Regions from separate parts of the Homo sapiens genome. Here region 1 is linked to region 2. Evidence: read pairs that join two places in POLR2A ChIA-PET (ENCODE). Cell type or tissue: Panc1. All regions are shown on one strand. Each heading gives the region's core, and the rest is flanking DNA. Links, peaks and the distances in the headings are about the cores only.

The links. Peaks named below come from ENCODE experiments on the same cell type or tissue, not always from the same donor. Only the 100,000 strongest peaks of a DNase experiment are listed, where the experiment ranks them.
Region 1: POLR2A ChIA-PET joins it to region 2 with 5 read pairs; 1 of 35 experiments calls an interaction of 5 or more read pairs at or near these places.

Annotation. Positions count from the first base shown.
Region 1 is chr11:10,661,356-10,664,261 of GRCh38, reverse strand. All of the region lies in intron 1 of IRAG1 (inositol 1,4,5-triphosphate receptor associated 1), which reads left to right. Among named protein-coding and RNA genes, the nearest start is that of IRAG1, 31 kb to the left of the region's middle. In Panc1, for the core only: no CTCF peak of the experiment used is centred there; no DNase peak of the experiment used is centred there; H3K27ac peaks cover 451 bases.
Region 2 is chr11:8,868,879-8,871,784 of GRCh38, reverse strand. It overlaps a transcript of DENND2B not described here. Among named protein-coding and RNA genes, the nearest start is that of AKIP1, 41 kb to the left of the region's middle. In Panc1, for the core only: CTCF peaks have their summits at 1,031 and 1,232; a DNase peak (open chromatin) is centred at 1,284; H3K4me3 peaks cover 1,720 bases; H3K27ac peaks cover 856 bases.

The DNA of each region.
Region 1 (2,906 bases), core at 205-2,704, 1.8 Mb before region 2:
CAGGGAAGAACACTCTCTCCTGCTGGTCTTAGATGATCACAGTCGCAGCTGCTTCCTGTCTACCCCAGGGGATGCCGTGAGAAGGACTTCCAGTTCCTCGGAGAGGGGCTGCGTCTCGGCTGCTGTTGTTCTTGTTGGCTGTGCTGGCCCTGAGGAAGAGCTGGGATCTAGAATGATCAAGAGCACTGCCCTATCAAAAAACATCTCCTAATACCCTTGTTCTGTCTTTGCTAAGATTAGAGAAGCATAGGAATAAGCTCTCTCTAAGGAAGAGCCAAACATCCCATTTTGGGCAGAGGAGACCCAGTGTTTAATCCTGACTCTGCCTTCTGACTGTGTGACCTAGAGCGAGTCACTTTGCTTGTCTAAGGCTCCATTTCCTCATCTGTAAAATGGACAAGTAATTCCTTTCTCACAGACCTGAGATGGTTCAAGAGCTAGCGTATCTACATTGTGCTGGGTGTGTAGTAGGCCATGTGAAAAGTGAGGCTTGATTCCTAGAGTCCTTGCTTTCAAAAGAAGAGATCCACCAGGTATTGAGAACTTTCTCTGTACCTGTGTTACAAAAGAAAGCTATCTGCCCTCAGGCTTTGCAAATGAGAAACAGAAACCACTGCTTGGCAGATTGGGATAGCCACACAGTGCTGTCATAGACCAGAGGAGAATATAGCTTCCAGGAGAGGTCAGGGAAGCCTTCCTGGAGGAGGTGGCCTTGGAGGACACACCCCAGAGCCCCAGTGCCCAGCACAGTACCTAACACATAGGAAGCACTCAACAAGCTTTTCTAGAATGGGTGAATGATTTAGGCAGGCACCATGGAGGCCATCTTTTCCTTCTGACTTTCCCAAACCAGTTCCTACATATATTCCTATATTCCTATATGTATTCCTACAGGTTCCTAATAGACCCTGATGACCTCTTCCTAGAAGAAAACTAGGAAGGGAAGGGGAGATGATGGAGAAGTAGGAGGAACTGAATGAGAGAGGCACACTGGGAACTGGGTGTTAATTTTCTTTTCTTTTTTTGCTTATTTATTTATTTATTGGGCTGTGGTGTTGCCAAGTCAAGGAAGCTTTATTTTTATTTGGAACAAAGTTTCTAAAGAATCCAAGGCAATAGGGTGCCTCTTCTGGTTCCTGGTGGTCTAGATGGCCCTTGACAGATCTCTGGGCCTGGACAAAACACCAGCTTGCCTTTATCCATCCTTGCTCCCATCCTAAGAAAAGGGCATCTTCAGGTTCAGAGGCCGGGAGATCCAAGGAAGAGGCCGTTGGCTCAGATTCAGCCCACATGTTGGCTTCTGAAAGAACCAAGGCCATCAAGGCCTAGTGCGATCCCATCAAGTGGGTACAGTGCCTCCTGCCTTCTACCTGAAATAAGGTACATTTCCCAGAGGCCTGCTTCATGGGAATGGGCAATCCCAGGTGCTGGATTGCCAGGACCCCTAATACCAGAGTCTGTGCCTTTGCTGGAGCAGGAATCAAGCCATGAGTCCAGGTCTGGGTTTAAAGGCAATGACCACCTTGCAAAGCCTCCCGGCTCTGCTCTGTCAGGAAGGAGGTGGTTCCAGAGTACCACAGCAGCAGACACGAGGGTGCTGCCGCATTTGAACACACATAACCAACTGTTTGAGGAAATGCTTTGGTCAGCATTCCAAGCGGAGCCAGAGGGGCTGGTGGGGCTGCTCTGTGGTCTTCTGTTAGGCTTAGGTTAAAGCTAGAAGAGCCATTGATAAGTTAATCTGAAAATTCACTTTGCAAATTACTCCTGGATGGCAGAACAGAAGCATGAAGGTGTCAGAGAAGGAGGCCCTGGCCTTTTGTGAGGTTTTAGTTGTAGAATACTATGGGAGAAATTTGCACATCTGTGTGGCAGAGAAGACATGAAACCCGGGTACATCATCGAGAGAGAGAAAAACTTGGCCATTAACCTGGGGAAGCTCAATGAGAATGAGGGCAGGCAAGGCCACCCACTTGCTTATATAGCAACCCAGATGATGGCTAAGTTTTGTATTTTTAGTAGAGATGGGGTTTCACCATGTTGGCCAGGCTGGTCTTGAACTCCTGACTTCAAGTGATCCACCCGCCTTGATCTCCCAAAGCCCTGGGATTACAGGCATGGGCAACTGCACCCAGCCTATGTAAAACCTTCTTCTCTGCTTTTTAGAAATACGGTGTCATTCATTTATTAACTCAATAAACATTTAGTGAATGCCTATTCTGTGTTTGACCCTGTACTGGAGGCAGGTCATAAAAATATGAATATTATAAGAATATTCATAAAGCTATGAATAAGGCAGAGTCTCTGCTCTTGAGATGTTCAAATTCTAGTTGGGTTGAGTTCTGGGCAAAGTACCCTGGGAGGATAGGGCAGTAGGCTGAATACTCCCCCCTCCCCAAGATGTCTACATCCTAACCCAGGAACCTATGAAGATGTTACCTTAAATGGCAAAAGGGCCTTTGCAGATATGATTAAATTGGGAATACTTAGATGGAGATTACCCTGGATTAACTGAGCGGGTTCAATGTAATCATGAGTTCTTATAAGGAGGCAGGACGGTGAAAGTCAGAGGAGAAGGAAATGTGAAGGGGGAAGCAGAGATCAGAGGGGAGAAAAGATGCCAGCGACTCTGCTGGCTTTGAGGATGGAGAAAAAAGGGTCACCAGCCAACGAATGTAGGCAGCCTCTAAAGCTGGAAATGGCAGGAAATGGATTCTCCCCTAGAGCCTCCTGAAGAAGCACAGCCCTGCTGATGCTTAGACTTTAGCCTGCTGAGATGGATTTTGAACTTCTGACCTCAAGAATTGTAAGATAATGAATTTGTGCAGTTTTAAGCCACCAAATATGTGGAAATTTGGTACAGACGCAGTAGGAAACTACTACAGGAAGGGAGTAACTTTTCCTGA
Region 2 (2,906 bases), core at 293-2,792:
TTATTATTAAATGGCACCCTTTTCTAGTTTTTGTTTTTGCAAACCAGTGGAGTATTTAAAGTAAAATTTCAGAATCCCTTTTGGAGCTTTCGGTTGAGACCAGGCTCCTTGGAACCCTAGTGCTTTGGGAGTTCTGCTGCTGCTGCAGTACCAAAAGTAGCTTCTTTGAATTTCATTTGGGTTTTGTAGGGCTCCCCCGAGGCCCGAGAACTGGGAGAAGGGAAAGAGCTCATCGGTTTGTTTGAAGGCCGGCGGGCGGTGCAGGCAGCTTTTCCCAGACTCTCCCAGCTCCGGCTTTTCACGCATACCAGAAGAGCCGCTTTTTTCCTCCAGTGATTGAAACCATCTGGACTCCAGGGGGGTCACGTGTGTATGAGAAAATGACATAAAGTTTCAGACCCCGTTGTGCTTTGCTCCAGACCCAGACAACTCTTGGTCGGATGGTGAGGAGGTGAGGGCCGTCCAGTTTGGGGGCCAACTTCTCCTCCCTGCTGCCCCCGGCCCCCGCCTCCCTCACCCCTGTCCCCCACCCTCCCTCGCACACTCTCGGCGCGGCTTTCTCGCTGCCTCCGGCGCCTCCGAGCGCTCCCCTCCGCCGGGCTCCAGCAGCCCACCCTCTCTGTCTTGGGTGGAGGCGCACATCCTCCACGCCCCCTCCACTCAAATCTGCGCTCCCTCCCCTCTCTCTCCCTGCAGCCCGGCCGCAGCCCGGGGCGCGGATGCCTGCCCGCCGCCCGCCCTCTCTGCAGGAGCGGCTCCTCCTCCGGGCCGCGCGGCTCCCGGCGAGACCCCATCCAGGCGCCGCGCCCGGCCCGGCTGGGGAACGCAGAGGTAAGCGCCTCCGGGCCGGGTGGCCCCGGTTCCCGCGTGCGCGCCCGGTCCCGCCCCTGCCCTCCCAGCCCTTTTCCCTCTGCTCCCGACTCCCGGCCCCGGCAGCGGTGTCCAGCTCCGTGAGTACGCGCGTGGGGGCCGCCGCAGGCGCAGAGGAGCGGGGCTGGTGGGGTCCGCCCTCCCGGGCGGTCAGTAGCCGCCGGCTCTGCTTTCCGGCCCGGCGGGGGCCGCGCGGTTGGGGGTGGGGAACCTCGCGGCCAGAGTCCGGCGGTGAAGAGCTGCCTGGTGCCGAGCGGAGACCCGATCTCGGGACGTCCTGGGAGCTGGCTCTGCGCACCGCCTTGCCTCTCGGTGGCGGCATTCGAGCTCCTACCTGGAGCTGTTGCAGCTTGTATGCAGGCTCCTTGAAGAACGCGCGCGCGCGCGCGCACACACACACACACATACACACGCACAACACACACAGACACACGGAACTCAAACAAAGGAAAATTAACTTTGCATGCTATTACTGCAACAAGTTAAACTATGTTTATTTGTGGATGGTTCACTTTTTGCCCTTGTGCAGACACGCACTAAGTATTAAAGGGTCCACACTCTAGTCAACGTTTATGGCACGTTATCCAATAATTTAGTAACTGAGTAGAGTTCAAGAGACAATGTTTTCAAGTGTTTCTAAAGAGGGCTTATTGCATTTTCCTGGGATCTTTATATGAAAGTAGTTGATGATTAATATGAATAAAATAACTTCTTCATTAAGTGAGAAAATTTGCCTTAGTACAGCCTTAGTCCAGCTCTTGCTTTTATTACCAACCAGGTGTTTCTGCTGTTTGGATAGCAGGGTCTTGGGAATGGCAAAGAGGTCATTATCCCATCTGCAAGACTGTTTTCAGCTACCTCTTAGCTGCACACACTGCAACTGGCCATTTTGGGATGGGGCCACAGGGTTAAAACCCAAAGGGCTGCATTGTTTTGTTTTAATATTTTTCAGAAGGTGAATCCCTTAATTGATTTTTTTTTGCCAGAATTAGGGGTTTCTAAAAGGTTAGACGTAATCTGGGGTCCAGAAAGCTAATCCAAGATAGAGACTGAATTGTTCACAGCCTATCTCCCTTGCTGAATTAAGGACCGCACAAGGCCAGAACTCAAGAAGAGCCTGTTGAATGCATGAAGTGAAGGCTTCTTAAATTCTGCTGGTCTGGCAGAGAGTTCCTAGGTGACTAACATAGATGTAACCCTCCTTTTTATTTATCTGGCATATATTTTTTATTTAAAAAATTTTTTTCTTTTTTTTTTTCGAGACGGAGTCTCTCTCTGTCCCTGGAGTGCAGTGGCGCAATCTCGGCTCACTGCAACCCCCGCCTCCTGGGTTCAAGCAATTCTCCTGCCTCAGCCTCCCGAGTAGCTGGGATTATAGGCGCCTGCCACTACGTCTGGCTAATTTTTGTATTTTTAGTAGAGATGGGGTTCCCCATGTTGGCCAGGCTGGTCTCAAAGTCCTGATTTGAGGTGATCCACCCGCCTGGGCCTCCCAAAGTGCTGGAATTACAGGCGTGAGCCACTGGGCCCAGGCTATCTGGCAAATATTACCTTTGGAAAAACTCCCCAAGATAGGGGGAAGAAAAATTGTTCAAGTGTATGTATGGGAAATGTTATCCCCTAATTGGGCCAGAAGGGCACCCATTTTGGTAGACAACTCCAAGGCAACTCTTACCTTAAAAGTATTTTTTTACTGAACGCTTAGATTGGATTGGCTTGGTAATTAGGGAAATCCTTGGTCTTGAGTTTGTGGACTCCTTGGGGAAAGAGAAGTGACATTTGAGTGAAGGATAATTTCAGATCAATTGGCTTAGAACAGGAATGTCCAATCTTTTGGCTTCCCGGGGTCACACTGGAAGAAGAATCGCCTGGGGCCGCATGTAAAATACACTGACTCTAAGGATAGCTGATGAGCTTAAAATAAATCGCATAAAAAATCATAATATTTTTAAAAGTTTACGAATTTGTGTTGGGCCACACTCAGAGCCGTCCTGGGCGGCCCATGGGCCGCAGGTTGGACAAACTTGGCTTAGAAT